4 separate regions of the Homo sapiens genome follow, and all the other regions are linked to region 1. Evidence: chromatin loops called from intact Hi-C (ENCODE). Cell type or tissue: B cell. All regions are shown on one strand. Each heading gives the region's core, and the rest is flanking DNA. Links, peaks and the distances in the headings are about the cores only.

Region 1 (6,340 bases), core at 859-5,858:
TGCTTTTGATGCTGAGTCTGAACCTAACAACAGCAGTGGCAGCATGGAGAAACGCAAGTCCATGTACACGCGAGATTATAAGAAGCTTGGGTTCATTGTAAGTAAGCTATCTCCAGTATGCGCTCTCCCTCCAGCCTCCCCGGGCCTGACCTCAGCCACATAACTGATGTCTCTTCCGAGCGTGTGGTCCTCTTGCGCTTTACGGAATAGTTTCCACATTTCCAGATGTTTAGCTGGTTTAAACAGGATCACATGAAAATCTCTTCTGGCTTCAGTGAAATGGAATAACTTGCACAAGTGTGACTAATACTGCATTTGTTTATTCAGTTCTGATTAAGTGTAACCGAGAGTAGTTAGCCCGGAATGTATCTCGACTTCATTAAATCTATTTCACAAGATGCTTAAGATTTGTGTTTGCCTTAAATGAGTGATGGATCTTATTATTGGGTTATTGAGTTGATTACTTACATACATCAATTTTATATCAAAGTCAAATTGAAAGTCTCCTGAAATTTAATCCTGATGACATTAACACAATTTATGTTTTCTTAAAAGGTCTCTCTTGCTATGAATGCTAATAGGTTGTCTCCTAGATTTTTTTTTTAGTTTGCAAATCAGAACACAGCTTGTCCTGAATATAATCCATTGTTTTCATTTCTGTTTGCACTATATTCTCGATTTTCTCCCCATGAAGTCTCTGAGTGACCTTCGGCTAATATCAAATTCTGCAGTTGTAAAATTGGATTTCAATTTTAATCCCCATCATAAATGGCATTACTGAGATTTTGGCTTCGGTGATTAGAAATCACCAGGCATTATTTTATAGTTCCAAATACTCTTTCCTTGGAAAAAAATATATAAGCTATATATCTGTATGTGTGTGTCTGTGTGTGTATATATATAAGGTGTATATATTTTATATATATACATATTCATGCATATACATATATACAGACACACCCAAATATATATATATACACACAATGTATATATCTGTATATATACTAATAATAATATTTATACATAGTTTGACAAATGGTATCATGCTTTATGTGTTATTTGAGAAGGCTTGTCTTTCATGGGAATATTCTTTGAAAATGTTTTCATATTACTGTGTTTCATTACTGATTTGTTTTTCATTATTTAGATGTAATACAATTTATTTAACCAAGCCCTTTTACTAAATGATTCAATGCTTTGAAATTACCATAAGTCTATAATTAATATCTTACAGCCCAGAATGTATGCACACCCATGATCACATTATTAGGATAAATTTGTGGAACTGTACTTTGTATGAGATATGTTTTCAAGGCTTTTGATACTGTCTAATTGCTTTCCACACACAGAAAGTCATGTCCATTTTAACCAGCAGTGTTCATTTTTTTTTTAACTCTCTCCAGTAGTGTTTCTTAAACTAAAAAAACCTAAAAACCTAAAAAACTAACACTCTGTCCAGTTATTGTTTTTATAGTGTTAGTTTTAATATGACGTTTTAAATAAGAATACTTACTGCATATTCAGCTTTGCAGCTTGCTTTACAGAGGTATTCTGAAATTATTTTTGTATCATTATATTTTATGTTTCGACCTTGGCATTCCATTTTATCTTTTAGTTGAATCAATTTTTTAAAATTTTAGCAAAAAATGTCATGACTGGTGGAGCGGGTGAGTTTCCTGTACTTGTGTGTCGATGACCAAAGCTCCAGGGTGGCAGTGACCTTGCTGGCAGAGCCCCTCTGCCAGAGCGATGGTCCAGGGAAGGCGGATGGGACTCACTTTCTACCTCACCCTCAATTCCAAGTTTTACTTTTATGTGGTAAGCAAGACATATCGAGGTCACTTGGGAGGCTTTGCGAAATCACCCAATCTCTCTTACCCTCAAGTCATATCAAAATTACCAAGGAAGAATCAGGGCATGTACATTTGGAAAATACTCTTAATTGATTCCTCTTCTGAGGGAGAGCCTGGTTCTAGGGTGCTCCTGTGACTGCAATTTTATCGTCCTCCTCCTGCCAGTGCCTGGATTTCTTCTGAGCTATGTAGAAAATCCAAAACCTGAATTCTTTCCATGTGCTGCCTCCGGGATGCATGTGTCTCTGTCCCAGTAGTGATTTTCCTCGGGGGCAGTTGGATCCCAGAATGCACAGTATGGAGGGACTGTGGAGAGAGAGAGGTTGGGGGCCAACCACATGGAGGAGATAGGATTACTATAGAATCTGGGTCCCTGTGAGAGCTATCTGTAATGGGGGTGTGTGCTATGAAGCATCTCCTTTTTATTTTCAGACCCTGTTCTTATGTGAGATGACCAGGGTATTCCAAAATCAGAGTACATTTTCTCAATGTAGCTCCATCTGTCTTAACATTCTTGTTAATTCCTTGTACAGTTTAGTCTTGGTGTATCTCTGTCTTAGTTTTCCCTGTCTGGGGAGTGTTCTGCTTCATGAGTACAGAATAATAGTTTTTTTTTTTTAACTGAAAGTTAATTGGAGGTGGTTTTAAGGCCTTTAGCGCTTATGAGGACTTGAAAAGTCATCCTAGAAAAAGCAAAGACTCTGAACAGAGAATAATCATAAGAGAGTGTTGGTTTTCTTTATTTTTCCATGGTTCTTTTTTAGTTTTTGATTTTAGTTATTCCCCTGCAACTTCTCCCAGGCCAGTCTTGCATCAGAGAGTTGAGAAGTTGGAACGACTATTTAGTAATGATTTTGAGTGCTGGAAATGATCCAGTAACTTTTGACAAGCAGATATTTTCACTTTTGAATACCCAGCCAGCCAGAAATAGACAGGCCTCAGTAAACAGAACCGCATGGTCATTGCACCACCTAGAGACGGTCTTGCAAAAACGCTGAAAGCTGGCTGATGATATCAGGGTCTGGCTGCAAAATCTCTAGATGCTGTAAGCAGTCTCGTGCAGAATTCTCTCTGTACTTCCCAAAGAGGAATCATCTTGCCTGTTAAACTCCTTACTGAACTTTAAGGATTAATTTGAGGTTTGGATCATCTTTTGGATCACTTTGAAGAAAAGTTCAGTTCATAAGATTAAGACTGCTATTTCTCATGTTTCTGCTCCCAAGTAGGCAATGCCCAGCAAGCATTACATGACAAGGCTTTGGAGTTCACTGGGCCTAGATTTAATTTTAGCTTTCCTCCTTTTGAGCCATGGGCCAGTGGTTCAGTCATTTAACCTGTTTGGGCATGGGTTTTCTCAGCTGTGAAACTGGGCAGCATCTTTTCTGTTTTGAGATTATGGGAGGGCCCCACAGGACCGTCTACCAGCGACTAGCACAGCAGCTGGAACCAAGGTGCACTCAGCCAGTGCTACTTCCCTTTCTTCCTTTTGGAGAGAACACATCATAGAAATCATCTGCAGCCTTTTAAGTTTTCCAAGGTAAAAGTGGCCATTGCGCCAACAAGGCAAGAAGAACAGTTTATTAAAAGGTAATAAACCACAACACCTTTGAGGAGGCAGATGGGCATCACATTCCTTCTCAGCACAACATCCCAATGGAGCAAATTTTTCTGATAAAATAATTCTAAAGTCACAATCTAGGTGGCTGAGTGGCTTGTAAGTTTAGTCATAACACAGAAAAGCTGCTTCATCTTCTGAGATCTCGTTTTTTGTTTGTTTGTTTGTTTGTTTTTGGTAGAGTTTTGCTCTTGTCGGGTGCCCACCACCACACCCAGCTAATGTTTGTATTTTTAGTAGAGACGGGTTTCACCATGTTGGCCAGGCTGGTCTCAAACTCCTGACCTCAGGTGATCCACCCACCTCGGCCTCTCAAAGTGCTGGGATTACAAGCATGAGGCACTACACCAGCCATCTTCTAAGATCTCTTGTTATTGATTCTGTGGTTTCAAAATGGACAGGCCTTTGTAGGTCCCCTGGTGGGAAGAGACAGAGTTGTCTGGGATAATGCTATTCTTTTTTTTGAGACAGAGTCTCGCTCTGTCACCCAGGCTGGAGTGCAGTGGTGCAATCTTTGCTCACTGTAACCTCCATCTCCCAGGTTCAAGGATTCTCCTGCCTCAGCATCCTGAATAGCTGGGACTACAGGAGTGCGCCACCACACCCAGCTAATTTTTTGTATTTTTAGTAGAGACAGGGTTTCGCCATGTTGGCCAGGCTGCTCTCGAACTTCTGATCTCAGGTGAACCACCCACTTTGGCCTCCCAAAGTGCTGGGATTACAGGCGTGAGCCACCGTGCCCTGCCGGGATAATGCTATTTTTAGTGGAGCTTCTAAGGAAGGGCATATGGATTCCTGAGAGTAATGGAAGGCAGACTCTCACCTCTAGGATGACTTTATTTTGAGAACAGGGGAAATGCTGTATACAAAGTTGTCCCTCTTGATTGTAGCCGCCAAGACCTGTGCACCATGGCTTTCACACTCTGCAAAGTGTTGTGTTCCTGGCTAGAGCCCTTTCAGAATTTGTCTCTGGTTTATTTCCAATTTGTAGTCTCTCTATTTGTGAATTTTTCCTTGTTCAGTCTACCGGACAAGCATGAAAAAGGAGATGTCTGTAGTTCATCTTTCTGATCCCTTCTGAATCAAAGCAGATATTAAAATCAGACAAGGCTTTTTTTTTTCTAGCTGCTTTGTTTTCCTTTCCTTTATCTTGACTGCAGAGAAAATAAGCTTTTTTTTTTTAAAAAAAGAAATTGTTTCTCAACAATATAATGTGTTTTAACATGAAATATTTTACAAAAAAATTTCATCATATTTCAGGATCATCCTGGAGGGAAAAATGACTAAAATGTGAAGGTGGAAGAGGTTATGGGTAATGGTGAAAACATTTCAGAATTAAGATTCATGTTCAAATTTTTAAGAGGATTTTCTACCTTCTTGGGTGATGGAAGATAATTATCTGTAGTTACACAAGTATAATTACACAAAATTACATATGCAGGGGTTGGTGTCATCTTAATAATATTTTTTCAGCAAATAGAGATGGCAGGGAATGAAATGAACTGCATATTTATATTTTTCCTTCTCTATCTCTGTCCCCATCCTAATACTACGGAAGGAAGCGTCTTTGTCTAAATGCTACTAGGCTTCAACAGTCATTGTGAGAGTAACATTGTGATTAAGCTTGGGCTGTAGATTTGGGTTGCTGACATCGATTTCTGACTCTACCAATCACAGGCTGAGTGACTTGGGCAAGGTACTTGACATTTTCATGTTTCTGTTTTTTATTCTTTAAAATGAGGGATAATAATTTTCTCTATCAATATGTGTGTTGTGTAGATTAAATTAGTAGATACTTGGAAGTTGTTCAGAGCAGTGCTTGCTACATAGTCTGTGAATCTAGATGCTATTATTACGATCTTATGATTGATATTAATATTATTGGAATGGCGTCCAGTGCTCTGTGACACCGTGAGAGATGGTGATAGCAGAACGTGAGAGTTGTAGGTTGTCCCTAGGAGGGTAGTGTGAAAATCCGTGGTGAAAGTAACAGTTAAAGGTGAAAGAACACTGGGTGCTTGGGAAACTGCAGGTCATTTATCATGGCCAATGTTTATGTTGCAGAGAGGGAAGTAGAGTTGCCTTTTGGAGTGAGGGAAAGGTTATAGAAGAATTTTAAATTCAAAGGGCTTTGCAATATACAGTCAGTCCTCATTATTCATGGATTCCGTATTTGCAAATTTGCCTTTTTGCTAAAATTTATTTGTAATGCCCAAATCAATATTCAACATGCTTTTTTAGATCATTCTTGGAAAATGCACAGTGGCAAAAAATCTGAGTTGCCCAACTCAGATGTTCCAGCTGAAGTCGAACAAGACACCAAGCCACCACCCTGCCTTCCTGTTTCAGCTCTCATGCTTCAAACAGGTGTCCCTTTCCCAGTCTGTCTAGGCCACGTTTTTCTCATTTTTGTGCTTCCTGCTTTCTGATGGTAATTTCAGTTTCAAATGGCCCTTAAATGTAGTGCTGAAGTGCTGTTTTTATGTTCCGAAGTGTAAGAAGGCTGTGACATGCCACGCAGAAAAAATACGAAAATATATGGGTTTGTTAAGCTTTGTTGTGGCAGTAGTTACAGCACTGTTGGCTGAGCATTCATTGTTAACAAATCAACAACATATACTAAATAGGGTGTCTTTAAACAGAAACACACATAAAAGAAGGTTATATATTCACTGGTTGGCAAAAGCGTTATGGTCAGAGGCTCGCAGAAACAATTTAATATTGTTCCTAGGAGCAATGGTTCAGTAGTTGTTAACTTATTTGCAGCAACTTTCTAGGACATAACTACTGCAAATAAGAAGAGTCTACTATACTTGGAAGTCCCCAGGGAGCTTTTGGGCAGCAGTAAACTATGGAGAGGAGAATCCCAGAG
Region 2 (6,340 bases), core at 456-5,455, 630 kb before region 1:
AACCTACTAGAACTAATAGATGATTAAGCAAAGTTGCAAAATACAAGGTAAATATAAAAAATTGATTGTATACCATAAACTAGCATCGAAGGTTTGGAAAATAAAATTAACTTTAAAATTTACAATACCATCAAAGAAGATAAAAATATGTCATAAATTTAAAAAGAGAAATATATCTTATTGCTGAAAACAACAAAGTATTGCTGAAAAAAATTAAAGAAACCAAAAAAGTGTATCATATTCATTAATTAGAAGACTAATTGTTAAGATGTCACTTTTTTTGGTTTATTTGAGACAGAGTCTCGCTGTGTCACCCAGGCTGCAGTGCAGTGGTGCAATGCGATCTTGGCTCACTGCAACCTCCACCTCCCAGGTTCAAACGAATCTCCTGCCTCAGCCTTCCATGTAGCTGGGACTACAGGCACCTGCCACCATGCCCGGCTATTTTTTTTTTTTTTTTTGTATTTTTAGCAGTGGTGGGGTTTCACTATGTTGGCCAGGCTGGTCTTGAACTCTTGACCTTGTGATCTGCCCACCTTGGCCTCCCGAAGTGCTGGGATTACAGGTGCGAGCCACTGCACCCGGCCCAAGATGTCACTTTTAATCGAAATTATTCTATAGATTCAATGCAATCATAATAAAAATCCCAACCATTTTTTGTTGCACTTGACAATCTGATTCTAAAATTGATTTGGAAATGTCAAGTACCCAGAAGAGTCAGAAAGAAAAAAGGTAGAAAACGTGCACTTTACTATTAAACTACAGCAATTAAAATGGTGTGGTAATGCCATGTATAGATCAATGAAAAAAATACAGAGTTCAGAAAGAGTCCCACACATACTGTCAATTTATTTTCTCCAAAGACATCAAGGTAGTTCAACAGGGAAAGGAAATTCTTTCAAATAAATGATGCTGGAAAAATTTAAACTCCATATGGAAAATAATGAACCTTCACCTTCATAAAATATGCAATGTAGTTCAGATGGATCACAGACTTACACATAAAAGTTTACAACTATAAAGCTTTTCCAAAAGTATAGAATATTTTTACAATCTTGGGATGGTAATCAAATATTTCTTAGAACACAAAGAGTCATCATAAAATTTTAAAAGTAATAACTGGACTTAATCAAAGTTAAAAACCAAGTCTATGCCAAAAATGATTAACTTTCATTAATAATAATTTTAGAAAGCTCTGAACAAACTAAGAGTTGAGAAATAATTCCGTCTGAAACTTACAGCTAACATTGTATGTAAAATCAAAACATTAGAAACATTCTAATTAGGCTAAAACCATACAAGAATATTCACAAAATCCCATGTTCATGGATTGGAAGACTTAATATTGTTGAAATAATCATATTCTTCAAAGTGATCTGCAGTTTAAATGCAATTTCTATCAAAATCCCAATGGCATTTTTTACGGACATAGTAAAAACAATCCTAAGATTCATATTAAACTATAAAAGATCCAGAAGAACCAAAACAATCTCTAGAAAAAAAAAGAAAGCTGGAGGCATCATAGTTCCTGATTTCAAAATATATTACAAAGCTACTGCAATTAAAACTGTATTGTATTGGCTTAAAGATAAACACATAAATCAATGGAATAGAATGGAGAGTGCAGAAATAAACACACACACATATGATTAATTGATCTTTGACAAAGATGCTAAGAATACACAGTAGTTTCTTCAACAAATGTTAGGAAAACTGGATATTCACATGTGTATATTACACCACACACAACATTCAACTCAAAATAGATTAATGACTTACATGTAAGACCTGGCCAGGGTTGGAGGCTCACACCTGTAATCCCAGCACTTTAGGAGGGCAAGGTGGAAGGATCACTTGAGTTCAAGAGTTCGAAATCAGCCCAGGAAACACAGAGAAACCCTGTCTCCACAAAAAATAGCCTGGTGTGGTAGTGCACACTTGTAGTTACCTGCAGTTACTTGGGAGGCTGAGATGGGAGGATCACTTGAGCCCAGGAGGTTGGGGCTGCAGTGAGCTTTGATTGTGCCACTGCACTGCAGCTGAGTGACAGAACAATATCTTGTCTTTAAATAAATAAATAAATGTAATACCCCAACTATAAAACTTCTAGAAGAAATCATAGGGAGAAAGCTTCATGATAATGATCTTGGCAGTGATTTCTTGAATACAACACCAAAAGCACAGTCAACAAAAGTAAAAAATAGACAAGTGGGACTACATAAAATTAAAAAGTTTCTGTACAACCAAGGAAATAATCAATAGAGTGAAAAAACGTATAAAATCAGATAAAATATTTGTCAACCATATTTATGACAAGCCGAAACATATAAGGAATTCCCACAACTCAGTAGCAGAAAAACACTAAAATGCTAAAATAGCTGAGAATTTCATCTTAATCCTGTTATTTAATTTCATCAGTGAAATCGAAATCAACTCTTCATTTGAATATATTCTGTCTGAAGTCCTCATATGAATTTTCATTGCAAATGTTTATAAAAACTACCCCTGACATTATTTATTACATTTGAATTTTATTTAATATAATTAATAACGTGTAAGTGTAACTTCTCAAGACGTCCATAAGGTGGCAGTGTGCACTTCCGTAGTGGCGGTTGAGCAGCAGCGCAACAGAAAATCAGATAAACATCTACGCGACCACGTTCTGCTGCCAAGGCTCTGAAGCCCCCCTGCCCTAGACCATTTGGAGCATCAAACATGTAAAGAGTTCTGAGCTCATACCCGGGGGCTCGGCGTTGTCTTTTCTGTTGCTCATCATCTTACGCCCCAGTTCTAAAATGACACCCCCATTTGGAAATGCATGAACCTCTGTAATTCACACGTACCCAGGTGGTCCTGCAGCCTAGTTTCCAGTTTTAGGTCTCAGTTCCGAGTGGAAAGCATTTCCTAGCAGCCTGACAATACAGCCAGAAAGCATGTTATGGGGTAAGGTGATAAATATTTGCCATATGAGCCGTCCCCCACCCTCCCACTTTTGTAGCAGACGTTACTAATCAATCATGATAGTTCGTGCTACTCAGCCTCCCCCTTTCTCAGCAGAACCCCAAAAGCTCCGACACAGGAGAGTCCCTGTCTTTAGAAGTGGGAGCCGATGCCCAGAAATCCCTAGGATTCCAACACAAGTATGGAGGTGTCGTCACACATCAACCATGAACAGCAAGAATAACCCCTCAAGACTAGACCCCGCACAAAGCAGGGACTACCCCACTCCTTCTCTCATTAATCCTACCACACTCTCTACCATGGCCCCTGAGGACCTAAACTGTATTTTGCATTTTCAACCAAATTGATATTATTTTTATTAGCATAATCAATTTTTCTTCTCTCCTGAATTACTTTCCATTAGCATTTTAATCTCTGATGGCACAGTATTTTTTTAATTCTCTTGTATATCAAAATTTTAACTTTCCCCAGAAGCAAATGTAGGATTTGATATAAGTCTGGATCCCAAAACGGAACTCCCAGAAGACCTCGATTACAACCAAAGACCTGGATTATAGTTCCATCTTGAAAGTTATTTCTAGAAGATGGATCTGCCATCCAGAACGGGGAAATGAGGCTGGGCAGAATAGCCCTAAAAAGGAGTAGGGAGATGAGAGAAAGGAAGAAAAATTGCTGGTTCATGGCCATCGACATTATGCTTTCTTCAAGTGAAGATCTATGATTTGATTAAGTTCCTGATTCTAGAATGGCATCTAGGCCTAGGACAAACATCCCCAACTGGGGAAACTGGTCTGGGAAAAATATCCTCAACCTTGTCTTGGGGCAGAGGTGCAGGTGATGATGATGGCAGTGTCAGCAAGTACATCCAGGGACCAGATGGTGCCAGGGTCACTGCAGTGGCAGCATCAGAGCTACCAGGAGAAGCCGTGGGGTGGCACCCCACGCCCACAGTGGGTGGAAGAGGAGAAGCGTGACTCCCCAGGAAGCCTCAGCTGTGATAAGGGCTGAGAAGGCAGCTGCCAAGTCCACCAGGCATTCTGCCAAGGAAGGGAGGCACCCGCATCTGGGAACTTAAAGAGCTGTCCTGGTGATAGAATCTGTCTGGGGAGGCTCAGCAAGATTCTGCTATTTTTTTTCCCATGTAACCCAAGAAATACTCCATTTGTTGTGAATTTAATATTACATAGAAGAATGTTTATACTATGTTCCTATGAATATTAAATATACTGTTCTTCACAATGAATGATGGTGACAACTCTACGTGAAAAAATGATAAAAACAGTGTCCCATACACATAAATAATTTCTAAATTCTGTTATATTTAATATATAAATCTTTAATATGATATACTACTGAGCTTTTTTTTTTAACCATCATATGTTGCAATTTTTGCTTACTCTGGTATATTTTCAAAATACTCTTAATTCTTGCAGCCCTTCTCAACTGGGTTTCTGTAAAAAAATTACTTGCGGGCATTCGTTTAACTTCACTAGAAAACTTTGTAATACTGATATTTTAAATGGATCAAAACCCATAAATCCAATTCCTATTCTTTTCAGTTCATATGCTTTAAGGACGGACATACTCAGACCAGGATACATAAAAATCTTGGAAATAATGAGCCTTATTATTGCAGTGATTCTATTTTTTTTTTTCTGATTTTCATCTTAGCTTAATCTTTTTATCCCCTTTGTGAACAAAAGCTCTCTGAAAAAGAATCTGGAGGAAAGAGATTTTATTCCAGAGAACTGTTTGCAAATCAGGCAGACATGCAGGCCGCTGTGTAAAATGAAGGTCCATTCCAGAGAATGAAGGGATGGCATGCCTGGGGTTTTATAGGAAAAGTCCCCACCCAGGTTCCCAACCAGGTCTATTTATGCAAACAAAGGGTTGAGTCTTGTTTGGTTTTGACTGGCTGACAGAGCTGAGTTCTGATTGGCCCAAACAGCTGAGCCTTAATTGGCTAGGGGAGGTGATCTCTGGTTGCTTCCCAAGCCCCAAACCAGCAGTCCCTGTCAGATGTTTCTTTCAAATGGCCAATGGGGCCTGGGGCTTGCGGCACTGGGAGGTGTGGGCAGGTGCTGTGCTTTTTGCAGCAGTTTATCTTGTAGCCCAACAACAGAACAGGAGCTGGTTCAGCTTGATTGTAGAATGGGAGGTCCTTTGATACTTTTACAACATCTTTCTGAGAGCGCAGAACATGTGACCATTCTGTCACCCAGCTATGGACACCTAGTTCTGTTTTAACTTTGAGCTCCTCAGTTAGCCACAGGGAGTCCATTTTGTCTGGGGGCATACTTTATCACCTTTCTTTTCCAAATCTTATATTATCTGATTGAACTGCACACTTTAGCACTTAATTATATCGGTATACAACGCTAGTTTATTTAGAATTGTTTTTTCGCTAGTTGTTTCAACTGCACGTGCCTTGCCTTCCTTAAGTGAGTGTGAACTCCTGTAGGCAGGAATTGCTGAACACACATTTGTTTTGTTGTCTATAATTTCTAAAAATTCACATTTCATTAAAATAGCCAAAGTTACCCCTACTAAACAACACTTAGAGGCAATTAGATTAGATTGCTTGTTGGGCTCAGTGAATCACTTCTTGTTAGTCATGGAACCATAGTTCTTTAAGCATTGGGTACTCACATCTCTGGTAGATGTGAATTAAGAAATTAATCCAGGATGCATTTTGGAATGTGTAATTATCATTCCTGAAGCCACACACAGTCACTGCTCTTAGAACTGGAAAGGACTTCTCTTCTTATAGATGCAGCATTTGAGACTCAGAGCTGATAAGAAAATAGCCTGATTAACAGACTTCAATGTTGAAGACATTTGAAATTCAAAGCGGAGCACTGCTTTTTCTCAGATTTAGAATTAAAAGGGAAAAAAGAAACAAGTGACTTTCACATTTGGTGCGAAGCTTGAAAACATACTCTTTTCTTTACTCACTGGCACATCTGAGCACACACATTAACCCTTCCTCACCTGAGACAAATTGTAAAGAATCTACATGCGCCTCCATATATGCGCACCTCTTCCCTCCCCTTCTACCCTCTGCCATTGCAGTCAGGGAAGACAGTGGCTAAGATGTGCAGTGTGTTACCTTTCCCATGAGTACTTGCATTTTTAAACTTCCATTTTCATTTTGGTAGAGACAATGCGTGCTTCCCTACATATGCTCTCATTTCCTTCTCGGTCATGCTGGTAAGTCTGCAATGCTAGTTCCTGACAGGCAAGGTCATGTGATGTAGTCTAGCCAGTGGCCTGTGACTAGAAATGGCACCTTCAGTTTCTAGCAGGGGGTCTGCCACCGCCACATTCTCTTTTCTTTACTACCCTTAATAATCACAAGACAGAAGGAGCCTGGATCTTT
Region 3 (6,340 bases), core at 671-5,670, 290 kb before region 1:
TGCAAAGTGACCCATTCAATGACTCAAAACCCTTCAGTGATCTTATAGCAGTGGTTCCCAAAGGCCTTCATGCTGGCTGGACACATAAAATCACTTAAAGAACTTATCCAAAATACAGATCATCCTACTCCTCATTTGGCCTTATTGAATCACAAGTTCTGGTTGATTCTAATGTGCCATGATGTTTGAGAACCAGAGAGTCTACACTATTTCCATGACCTGGTCTCTCAGTGTCTTTCAGTTTCATCTTCCCGTCTTCCTTCCTAATAAAGCTTCCCAGCCAGGCGCGGTGGCTCACGCCTGTAATCCCAGCACTTTGGGAGCCTGAAGCGGGCAGATCACCTGAGGTCAGGAGTTCAAGACCAGCCTGACCAACATGGAGAAACCCCGTTTCTACTAAAAATACAAAAATTAGCCGGGCGTGGTGGCACAGGCCTGTAATCCCAGCTACTTGGGAGGCTGAGGCAAGAGAATCACTTGAACCCAGGAGGCGGAGGTTGCAGTGAGCTGAGATTGTGCCATTGCACTCCAGCCTAGGCAACAAGAGTGAAACTCCGTCTCAAAAAAAAAAAAAAAAAGCTTCCCACCTATTATTTGACATGCTCTTCTATGCCTCAGGATGTGTCTTTGCCTAGAACGCAAGCCCCGTTTAACTTTGTTCTTTGAATTACTAACCCCTGTTTATTCTTCAGTACTCAGTTCAAGCATTTGTCTCCTCCAAGATCCACTGTTATCAAATGAAGTATGTCCAACAAATGAAATACTTAGTCTGTCCGAAAATGAAGTAAATTTCTTCTCTTTTGGTCTCCCAGAACATTCTTTAGCAGTAGCTCAAAAACATCTTCTCCACATACATTGAAACTGTTTTTTCCCATGTCTGTTTTTGCTCCCACCCAACTGAGGTCTTGAGGGCAGAGACAATGTGCTGTGTAGCGATTCTTAACTAAAGATTTCACCATGAAATGAATAGTTCAATTTTATAATAAATACTTAAGTGTATATATATGTGTATTTATACATATATAATTATAATTATATATGTATAATTCACAGTAAACTATGTAGTAAATTACAGGGCACAGAGAACACTGGCCCAGTTTTTCCAAATTCATATTTAATATATGCATGCAGATATTTGTGCATGTGCATGGGAATACTTCTGAGTTAAAATAACCTCTGAAGCCAATGTTTCCTAAAGCCAGTTTCTAGAAACACTAGTGTCAGGAGCTCCTCAGTGAGAAGAAAGGATTTCATTGGTAATGAAATTAAACACTCTACGATAGCCTACACTAAGAGCATTTCTGGTCATGTTATTTGACCACAACACTATTTCAAATACATCTATGAGCATTCAGAGAAAGTAGAGTTCTGCGGACCCACATTTTTAGAAATGCTGCATAACGTACTTAACCAGTTCTTTTTCTGAAGTGACAGAGTGGTCACGCTTAGTTGTCGTGGCATGGTGTGGAACAATTTCCATTGGAGTAGGCCACGCTCTTACTATGCTCTTACCACCACCAGAAGCAAAAGACACTTTCCAAGTGGCAGTCTATTTCGGGACAATCTATTTTATATTTTCCACCACTGAGAATTCCACTCTGCTTTCACAGGCAGTTCTTTCAGCTGAATGAATCGTGTTTTCTCCTTTGGGGGCGTGTGTAAATGAATTGCTAACCGTTTTGAATAGCACCCATCTGTGACAACAGTCATGCTTATGGGTGGCAGTTAATTAAGACAGCTTGGAAGATGACGATGTCTTACAAATAAGAAGGGAAGAAACAGGGACTGTCTTTTTTATAGAGTCATATTTATAATATCATAATTATTGTATGTATTTATAGTATTATATTTATTGCTTGTATTCCATTTTCTTAAATTAAGGTATAGTTTTGGGACTATCAAAATGCACTCCTAATTTATAATGTTGCATGGGACAAGGACAGAACTTGGCTTCTCCTATTTTATTCCTGAAATCTTAGAACAGGAAACCCTACACTATCCATTTATGTTTGTGGCTTTGCATTCAGCATAAAATTAAATTTTCTCTGGCATCATTTGTCAAGAAAGCTTTTAAAGCAGTGATTTCCCTGAGTTCCTTATGTAGGCAGCCCATCTTCATTTTATTTTATTTATTTTTTTGAGATGGAGTTTCACTCTGTCACCCAGGCTGGAGTGCAGTGGCGCGATCTCGGCTCACTGCAGCCTCTGCCTCCCGGGTTCCAGCGATTCTCCTGCCTCAACCTCCCTGGTAGCTGGGATTACAGCCATGCACCACCATGCCCAGCTAATTTTTGTATTTGTAGCAGAGATAGGGTTTCACCACGTTGGCCACGCTTGTCTCGAGCTCCTGACCTTAGGAGATCCGCCCGCCTTGGTCTCCTAAAGTGCTAGGATTACAGGCGTGAGCCACCACACCCAGCCTGGTAGCCCATCTTTAAAACCACCAACATCACCCAACAAGTGTGGGACATCACCCAGCAAGTTATATCTAAGGATAAGGAACAATGTGAAAGTTGAGAGTTAGAAAGCTGACCAATTTCAGAACAAACCGTCTCTCTAACAAACATCTTATTACAAAATCAGAGACTCAACTGTAAACTCTGGTAATAATTTAGAAGATTAACACTCTGCCCTAAATCCCACAAAATAGGCATATCTAAATTATACACAAACTGCAGATGTGGCTGGGCAAGGTAGCTCACACTTGTAATCCCACCACTTTGAGAGGCTGAGGCAGACAGATCACTTGAGTCCGGGAGTTTGAGACCAGCCTGGGCTGGTGAAACCCCATCTCTATAAAAAATACAAAAAAAATTAGCTGTGAGTGGTAGTGTGTGCCCGTAGTCCCAGCTACTTGGGAGGCTGAAGCAGGAGGATCATTTGAGGACATGAGGTCAAGGCTGCAGTGATCTATGATCGCACCACTGCACTCCAGCCTGAGCAACAGAGCAACACCCTGTCTCAAAACAAACAGGCTGGGCGCGGTGGCTCACGCCTGTAATCCCAGTACTTTGGGAGGCTGAGGCGGGCAGATCATTTGAGGTCAGGAGTTCAAGACTGGCCTGAACTACATGGTGAAACCCCATCTCTACTAAAATACAAAAAAAAAAAAAAATTAGCTGGGAATGGTGGCAGGTGCCTGTAATCTCAGCTACTCAAAAGGCCGAGGCAGTAGAATCGCTTGAACTCAGGTGATGGAGGTTGCAGTTAGCCAAGACTGTGCCACTGCACTCCAGCCTGGGTAACAGAGCAAGACTCCCTCTCAAATAATAATAATAATAATAATAGAAGAAACAAACTGTAGATGAGTTAAACATAGTAATTATACAAGGGTGCCCAATGTACTATAAAACATACGTGTATCACATCAAAAATGATGAAATGCCAGCCTAAATCATTTCGAAAGTTTACCCTAAACAAAATACTTATTCCAGCAATAATTAATAATTTTAAGTATGTTATTAAATATATTTTTGCTAAGTGCTTAAGATTTAATGATACCTTGTGGAAATCAGAGCTCATTCACATCTCCTGGAAATGTTGGACAAAAAAGTCTGATTGCCAAATCTCCCTAGAGTCATGGAAACATTCAAAGCATTTTTGTTTTCAAAAGAACCTGCAATTACCCCTCTTTCCGCTAGGTGGTATACTCAAGGCCAAGAAAGCTACCAAAGGGATAAATATGTTCTTTTTCAACAAGGTCAAAAAAAAAAAGGATAATTTTTTTAATGTAATTTTTTTAAATTTCTTTTTCATTTCAATAGGTGTTAGGGGAACAGGTGGTGTTCGGTTACATAAGTTCCTTAGTGGTGATTTCTGAGATTTTGGTTCACCCATCACCTAAGCAGTCTTCACTGGACCTAATGTGTAGTCTTTTTTCCCTCACCCCTCACCTCCTCTCCCACCCTTTCCCCGAGCCCCCAAAGTCCATTGTATCATTCTTATGCCTTTGTGTCCTCGTAACTTAGCTCCCACTCATAAGTGAGAATATACGATGTTTGGTTTTCCATTCCTGAGTTACTTCACTTAGAATAATAACCTCCAATGGAGAGGATAAATTTTAAGCTTGAAGAGGCGACTATCTTACATCTGAATTCCAAAGTGTTTGATGAAAAAAACAGACGTTAAGAGAGAGAAGGAAAGACCTACTCAAATAGCCAGGGCCCCTCAAAGAGTGAGTCACCTACCACCAGGAATGACAATTAAAATTAGGCAAGGCCACCAGCCTCCAGTGTTACTGCATCAGACTGGTGGGGATGAAGTAGGGAACTCAATTTGCTTTTCCAGCATGCGCTTGGCTTGACTGTTATGCAAAATTCTGATAACTAAATTTAGATTGCTCTCAATCTTTCTAGTAGTCAGAAACCACAATTGGTTCATAAGTTTGTGATGTTCTGAAACCTTTTTTTTTCTGCTTCCTATATAGCTTGTATCTTGAAGGCCAGGGATTATAGGTTTCACTGTAAAATCTCCAGATGAAATTTTGCTAGCTTACTATCTCCCCAAGAAAATTCAGAGTGGCAGATTCAACTCTATGTAATAGGATATTTGGAAAGTACTTTCAGCTTTGCAGAAGGGGAAAAATGTATTTTATAGAATGTAATGAAAATGAATCTCTTCTGGAAAGAATGGGTGATATTTATATTAGATATTCAAAAGTTGAATCACATTGATCTGTCTTTTAAAGTAATTACATTGATCTCTGGAGTTTAAAGAAATGTATTGCTTACTCCCTGTGGATATTTTCAAACTTTAATTTTTTTTTACGCAAAGCAGTTTATTTTGTTTTTCCTAGTTTGAGACACAAAAGAAACCCATCTTCCTGAAGTTCAGCTAATTATTGTATAGGAATGTGTGTATGAGTGCGCATATGTGTATACTGTAGGTATGCGTGTGTGTGTGCGCGCGCCCGCGTGCGCAAGCTCTGTCTCTCTAGGACCCCCTGAAATGAATGTTTGTTGTTTTAAACCAGATTTTTTTTGTAGAGTCACAAGTTTGCTGCTTTAAACTCACTTGTTTTAAAATATTTCAAATGGACAATATTCTAAAATATATTTCCCACTACTCTAATTTCAACTGAGTAAAGAATAAAATGTAACCGTTTCATTACAACTTAGCACTAACAGTGTGAAAATGGATTCGTGGGCAGTGTTTGAACGCGGCAGTGTCTTCAGGGTCCGCTGAGGTCCTAAAGGCCTGTTTGTACCTAGAGTACATGAACCCAGGCAACTCTGCTCTGGGAAGTATTGCCTCTACGTGTTACGGTTTTCTTATTTTTCCCCCTTACTTTCCATTGTTACTTTGTGTTGCTACCAACACACCAAGGCAGCAGGGAGGGCTCCTTCTGTTTCTAATCTGCAGAGGCCTTGGAAGGATGAGCGTCGTGTTTTGTTAGTTAGGAACGTGCGTAGCCCAAGTGGGAGAGCGGGGCCCGTTACGCAAGGGCCTGCTCCATGACGACAGCGGTGCATACCTTGCCCTGTGTCTAGTCTGGCTAGTCTGGTTCTGTGTTTTATTTTCTTGCTCCTGGTTGTTCTCCCAACAGGTGAAACTGCAGGTGGTCGAATCGTGGGTAGTTGAGCTGTTGTTTCAAACAAATCTTTCTAATCTATTTTTACTTGTGGCTAGAATCACAACATTTATGGAAAAGCTTTGTGTGGCCCCTCAACTTATGTAACTCTTATGTATTTTATTTTTCATGTGCTACTAGCATATTTTCTTTAACAAAAATGTCTAAATGTGCTTCAGGGCTTTCATCTATCAAAAAGCATACCTGCATTATCACGTGTGTATATATGGATACATATAAACACATACGCATATAAACATATATACATGTGAGTGTGCGCTTATTATGAGGCAAGGTGACGAAGGGGCGCTCATTATTTTCCTTTGGGAAAAGGCTTTACTTGAATCTGTTTTCCTTGAGTTATTTTTATCACTTAATTATCTTTATCAAGGTCATTAAATGGAAAAAATGCTAACAAAAGAGGGCTAGTGGTACTTTACTAAGGAACAGTATAGGAGAGCTGTAACTGCTCGACTGTTCTCTTGGGCAAAGTTGGGGGAGTTGGTGAACAAAAGCAACAGTTTCCAAGAACAAACAATGGCATTCTCTGTGACCTGCAGCACAGCTGGCAACGCTGGGTTCTCAAACATTTAGGACCTATGCTAAATATTTCCTCCAGCCACGTCTAACCATGCCAACATCTCACACACATTGAAAAGTATTGCTTTTTCCTTTTGGTTTTAAACATTCCTTCTAATGAACAAAAACAGCATTTAATATTTTTAATTGAAGACTGGCTACAGTAGATTACAAATGTTACACCCAGGAAGG
Region 4 (6,340 bases), core at 524-5,523, 300 kb before region 1:
ATATGTCTCCAGAAAGTCAAGTCATTGTTCAGCCTAGAATTGGATTGCGAAGGGAAATAGTGACAGGTCCTCACCCATAACAAGCACTCCCTTAAAAATAAAAGTAAAAATAAGACTTAGGGATGGAACCGAAAGCCAGAGCCCCAACATGTAAGTCCAGACCCACTTTGACAATATAATATAATGAGAGCCACTGTGTGTGATGTGAGCATCTACTGCAGGGAACTGAGCTAGGTCTACAGACCATCTCCTCCATGGAGGCTTCCAACACCCCCGAGAAGGAGGAGCTTGCTAGAGGCCAGTGACAGGGCAAACTGGCTTCTAAGAATTTTTCTGCAGGAGGCCAGATCTTGAGTTCTGAGCCATTTGCTGTGTGTTTCAGAAGTTTAGGATAGAAAGTTGTTTGCAGCTGTTCAGGGGCCATGCTGATGGAGCTAAGGTTGGGAGCTCAGAATCAGGCTAAGTGAACAAAGGATACAGGCTCCAGCCTGGAGGTGGGCCACTCACTAGCAGAGCATAAATAGGTGGGCATCACTTTGCCAGCTTTATGAGGACCCATGCAAACAGACCTCCATCCTGACGAAGACCACTCCAGGTGGACATCTGACCAAAACCAACTAAAGATACCTCTTGGCTTATATAACGAGGTAGTTCACACTACAATTATATAAATTACCTAGTCTTAGTAAACCAGAGTGGAAATATGAGTTATGCCTATAAGTCTAATTTTAAATAAAAATGTTCTCTATAACTTGACTTTGATTCCTGTGAGCCAGTTTATTGTCATATAAACGGATAAGAGTTTACCGTATTCCGAGAAATAATGCCTTGAATATTTTAACACAAGTTTTTTGCTCTAATGGTTTATTCAGCCACTAAGCATTTATTAAGTCACTACAACTCAATCGTAAATGTCATAAGAAAGCATAATATTAAGTGGGCATAAAACTGTTAAATAAACAGCAAAATAAAATCTTGTAGAAGCAGCAGATGGACTCTCTTAAGCCTAGTTGCTGTGTGGGAGGGATGGCTTGACAGTCTAGTGTGGTAAGCAACCCCAGTCAGGTCCTTCAGAGACCAAGGCAGGGAAGTGACTCTTCCAGACAGGAACTTTTTCTCTTCCCACCAAAGTCTGTTAAAACTATCAAACTCTCCCAGCACTGCCGGAACCGACAGTGAGAAGGTCACTCTGTTTGCTGTTGTATTTAAACAGCTAGTAGATTTACAGAATGAGAACATCTCTCCAGGAATTGCACAGACTTGCCAAGAGCAAACAGGAACATCGGCAGCTAGAGCGTTAGAAATGCAGCAGATAGTAAGGACTCTGTGACTTTAAGTGTCAACTCATAACCCCCTCAGGGAGGGCAACCAAAGTACATCAGTCCAGATGCCAGGAGACCCCCCTGGAGGGTCCTGTTGTGAGTGGGACCTAGAGATGAACCAGGTGGCAGCGGGAGGTTCCATGAGCATTTCCCACTACTCCACTAGGCTGGCGAGGAGGTAGCTGCTCAACTGTCCTGGCAATACACCAACATTAATTGGCTTTCTTTTTGTTGCTTGGTTGTTGGCTATACCTGTGCTTAGTAGAAGGAATACAGTGTGGTTTCGGTTTGTTTCAACTAATCCTTTTGCTGATTCTACAAATCACACAGTTTAGAAGCCCCCCAAGCACCTTTCAAGAAGCTTACCTAAATGGAGTAGACCTGAGGGACAATTATTGTCCTAATCCCAGGGTCGCAAGTAGTAAACAGCTACCTTTATGTTATAAGGTTTCAGGCAAAGGGTGGGATAATGGCAGATACTTGGGGCTCAAGGTCTCGGGGGTCAGGCATACTAAAGTTAACTGATAGGTGATCACTGCATGCATGAGATGAACAGTGAGCAAGGGCCGTACTCTTAACCCCTGGAAAATTTCTTAACGTTTTACAAAATGAGAAACTGCACTGGAAGAAACTGGTTCATGAGATAAGGACATGGATCCAGTGAACCTCTGGAGCCCAAAAGGATAGAGTCAAACCAGGCTCCAGCATATGCTAGTTGTAGATCCTTGTGCAATTTACTTCTTTGGTGCTTATTTTGAGTCACAGCAGGTTTGTTTTTTTGTTTTTCTTTTTGTTTTTGTTTTACAGAGTCATGCTCTGCCTCCCAGGCTGGAGTGCAGTGGCTGGATCTTGGGGGCTTACTGCAATCTCCACCTCCTGGGTTCAAGCAATTCTCCTGCTTCAGTGTCCCAAGTAGCTGGGATTACAGGCATGCACCACCACGTTTGGCTAATTTTTTGTATTTTTAGTAGAGATGGGGTTTCACCATGTTGGCCAGGCTGTCCTCGAACTCCTGGCCTCAAGTGATCCACCCACCTCGGCCTCCCAAAGTGCTGGGATTATAGGCGTGAGCCACCGAACCCAGCCAAGTCACAGCATTTTAACAGGGAAGCACATTGCCAGGATTTGCTACACTGCTGCTCTCTCATTTTGTCACTTTGTTCCTGCTAACTCCCTCTCTCCTCCTTCATATGTTTGTCCCAAAACTCTTACATACTCCTTCGTTCATCTCCTCTCATTGTTACCTATATATTCTTATAGTATTTCATTATGAGTTTTAAAAATAAACATTTGATCACAAAATGACAAATACTGTATGATTCCTCTTACGTGAGGTACCTGGAGCATTCAGATTCGTAGAGACAGAAAGCAAACTGGCTAGGGGAAGGGTGGGAAGGGGCAGTTTGTGTTCAATGGATAGAGTTTCACTTTTGCAAGATGAAAAAACATTCTGAAGATGGTTGGTGGTGATGGTTTCCCAATAAGGTGAGTATACTTAATGTCACTGAACTGTATAGTTCAAAATGGCTAAAATGAGGACTTTTAGGTCTATTTTATCCCAATTTTAAAAAACAGAAAACTTACAAAGCAAACCCTTGACTCACTTTCATTATATTTACCTATAAGATTCACCAGAATAGAAATATTTGTCACACCCAGATCACCTCAACACTGTCCTGTAGAAAGAACTGAGGTGGACTGAGGATGCATACAATACCCAGCAGAGGGCAGGAGGGAGTCAAGGTGGCATTTTCCCCTAAATTTTGTATTTGTGATCATTTTTTCTTCCTCTCTTATTTGCTGTCTTAGTTTAATGTTCTCTCTAAAGGTGTAAGTCTTTCCAAGACAGCCATGTTAGAGAACAGAGGATAAATGATTCTCTCACAGAGCATGTCGGTTAAATTATTGCATAATTTAAATCACCACATAAAAACAATTGCTCAGTGGAGCTGGGTTTGTTAGTGGTAATAGAGCTCCAAACTAGGCTTTTTCGCTTTATTCTGGCTGTATATTATTGACCCAGATCATTTTGCAAAGTACTCCACAAATAATTGTATTGATGTTCCCACAAAAGGATACTAAAAACCCTGCTAAGTCTCAGTGGAAACCCTACGGAAATAGTATTGTAAAATTAATGGGATTCAGGTTTTAGGTGTTCTTTCTCCCAGCTGAGCCATGTTGCCAGGACCAAATGCTATAAAAGTGCTGCCATTTGCATCAGCCTTAACTGAGGAAATATCTATTTTTCCCTTGATTTGCTCTTTGCCTTGATTTCCTGGAGCATATTTGCAAGTTATCCTTGATGCACTATAATTATTTTGAGGAGATTGCTTTTTGGTTTAAAAGGATATTGCCATTTTATTATTTTAGAACACCAAGGGAGTCATATTCAAGGAAGAGACCAGCATTTTAATGCTGGGCTTCTCTCTCGAAGGAAACCAAACTCTTCACTGATTGTTTTTTGACTTCTGGTTCAAATAGCCTGGGAGGTACAAGGGTAGCATGTGGATTCGCGTGGAAGGTTTTGTTTAAGGCAATGAGCATTAGCTCTCTTTGCCTTCTCCCAGGGCTGCCACTCGGCATCGAGTTAAAACGGTGACAGCAGCAGCAGCAGCAATATCTGCCCAGACAGTTCTGGTTCTTCCATTTACTCAAACAATTTGGATGCAGATGGCCTTTCTACTTCATGCATTGAATATGATTCAAGTCCCAACCATCCATTATTACTTCACCTGCCTTGAAATGGGAATTGTAAGCACTCTGATAAATTATTTGAAAGACTAATTTCCTCAAATACCCCTTTCTGCTATTAACTTGCAATTTTATAACATTTAAAACGTTCTGAAATTTCTGTGTGCATAGCTCCGAGTGAGTTGACAGCACGTGCCCCCTGCATCAATACTACAAAACATAAGGGGGAAGGAGACACTATATTTCTCTTTCCTGGGCAGTGGAAGAATACTGCTCTCTAAGCCCAGCATGTGTGAACAATGAGTCTTTCCTACAGGAATGGTGGTGGAGCTCATAGGAATGCACACTAGGATAGGCTTCATTCATTTAATTTCTGTCTCCAAAAACACAGCCTTTTCCTTCCTAAGAATCCAGGTAAGGAGAGTGGGGGTAAATAGAGATAGAAAGATAGGAGGTCAAAAAAGAACAACTAAACAACAGAACAGCCCTATGTTGTTTCAGTGTCTGAAAATCCTCTGAGTTGTTGAACCCTGTGTTGTGCATTATGTGACTATCTGTTGCAAGATAGGTGGATGCCCTCTCTAAGCTCCATTACCCTCTGTGCATGGCAATCCATTGATAATAAGCTTCAAGAAAGCCAGCTTTCATGTGGAGCTCACCACATTTAGGAGCTCTGTAAGAGTTACTTTCATAACCCTAAAACCAGAATTTCCATGAGGAGAATCTAAACAAAGTGTACAGACTAAATAAACATCATTTTGAGGAAGGGAAGTCTTCAATATGGAAATCACAGTGACACATATGTTGGCAGGAGTTGCATGCTACAGTTGATTAAGACATAAACAACCTTCCTTGATAGAAAATCCCATACAGAAAGTCGAATCTGGCTGTTGATTATAGATCTCATAACAACAACATGTCTCTGGACTGAGCAATAGAGCTGAGTAAGGCAGAGCAGGGATGTTGTGTTTATCCGGTCCACATGGAGGAGAGGGAGAAAGAACTTGCCTGTGTGGAACTCCATTGTGAAAGGCAGGCACAGCTCTCCAGAGGCAAATTCCACTTGGCTCAGGCTCTCCGCAGGATTTGTTTCCATGGGTCCTGCCTAAATTCATCATAATGGAGACTATGCTCTTCAGCTTCTGATGAGGGGTGTGGAAAAGAATCTATACCTGTGTGGAGCGTTCCCTATGTGCCTTGCACTATCTCTGTTTAATTGAAAACGAAAACAAAGTATGGAAAATTACGTAACAAGCACTGTCTCCAGATCCACACATGTCAACATATTTTTATGCTTGCTTCCGATCTCTTTAAATTTGAATAAAAGACACAAACTATCTCAGTTAAAATTAAAGCTCCCTTTGCTACCTGTCTCTGTCCCATTCTCCTTCCTTCCTCCTGCAGAGAAGCTACCATCCTGAATTTGGTGTGTATCATCTGTTGTGGACACTTTACCATGTCATCTCATTTAGTCCTTCTGACAACTCTTTGAAATGGATATTATGCCCATATTATAGATTAGGAAATTGATATGCAGGGAGGTCAGTATTTGCCCAAGATCACACAGAGAGTAGGTAAAAGAGTCGAAGTTCACAGCCAGCTTTCTCTTATTCAAAACCTGGGACCTTTTCACTGCATCTTACATCCAGAAGAGCTGGTCCTCTTCCTCATGTCACTGAAGACTTCAAAGACTTTTCCCAGCCAAATCATTTCACCTCATTTTATCTTGACTTACGAGCTTTACTTTCTGATTATTTAATGGCAACTCTCTTCTGAACCATTTTCACATTTTTGCCCAGACATGGAAAGCTCAGCACAATCGTGATTGGAGAGGGATAAAATGGGAGAATTGCACATCTTGCTGCATGCATTTGGGCATCCTATCTGTCTTCAAATATGCACAGGTGCATGGCTGCCTCCCTGAGTACCAACAACGCATTCCACGCTCCACTGCTCCTATGCCTTTAGGGAGCTATCTGTAAAGTGGTTTCTTAAACTTCCCCATGAATATTTACACTTTGTTTTATAGCCATAACTCTCTGAAAAGGCTTTAGCAGAAAGGCAGAACGTAAGTAAACTTAGATTCAACAGTGGCTGCAGTACAAACTGAAGAGCCACTTTTGCAAAGCAATTTGGAAGTATATATCAAGTATAGTAAAACTATCCATAACAATTGACTTTAAGAACTACATTCTGAGAATCTGTCCTAAGGAAGTAACCTAAATAGTGGGAAACGCTGCCTTCAAAACCCTTCCCAGTTCTGATATTTATTATAGCAAAAACCTGGACTTAAATTAATGGTCTAACAAATGTGTTAGCTATACTTT

Evidence for each region. A loop is a pair of places that touch in the nucleus more often than their neighbours do. Peaks named below come from ENCODE experiments on the same cell type or tissue, not always from the same donor. Only the 100,000 strongest peaks of a DNase experiment are listed, where the experiment ranks them.
Region 2: a loop joins it to region 1, with 33 times the contacts of the local background. A loop is called at or near these places in 64 of 110 quality-filtered maps.
Region 3: it touches region 1 in a loop (17-fold over the local background); 42 of 110 quality-filtered maps call a loop at or near these places.
Region 4: it touches region 1 in a loop (29-fold over the local background); 32 of 110 quality-filtered maps call a loop at or near these places.

What each region holds. Positions count from the first base shown.
Region 1 is chr7:37,205,143-37,211,482 of GRCh38, reverse strand. ELMO1 (engulfment and cell motility 1) reads left to right here. Exons shown (of 22, transcript NM_014800.11): 13 at 1-97. Among named protein-coding and RNA genes, the nearest start is that of ELMO1-AS1, 210 kb to the right of the region's middle. RefSeq lists an enhancer at 6,266-6,340. In B cell, for the core only: a CTCF peak has its summit at 2,790; a DNase peak (open chromatin) is centred at 2,812; H3K27ac peaks cover 569 bases.
Region 2 is chr7:37,829,988-37,836,327 of GRCh38, reverse strand. No RefSeq gene overlaps it. Among named protein-coding and RNA genes, the nearest start is that of NME8, 15 kb to the left of the region's middle. RefSeq lists an enhancer at 3,740-3,839. In B cell, for the core only: CTCF peaks have their summits at 2,382, 2,584 (motif pointing right) and 3,877; DNase peaks (open chromatin) are centred at 2,617 and 3,887; H3K4me3 peaks cover 540 bases; H3K27me3 peaks cover 580 bases.
Region 3 is chr7:37,493,090-37,499,429 of GRCh38, reverse strand. No RefSeq gene overlaps it. Among named protein-coding and RNA genes, the nearest start is that of ELMO1, 47 kb to the right of the region's middle. In B cell, for the core only: CTCF peaks have their summits at 3,443 and 3,644; a DNase peak (open chromatin) is centred at 3,629.
Region 4 is chr7:37,506,945-37,513,284 of GRCh38, reverse strand. No RefSeq gene overlaps it. Among named protein-coding and RNA genes, the nearest start is that of ELMO1, 61 kb to the right of the region's middle. In B cell, for the core only: CTCF peaks have their summits at 2,851 and 3,052 (motif pointing right); a DNase peak (open chromatin) is centred at 3,044; H3K27me3 peaks cover 302 bases.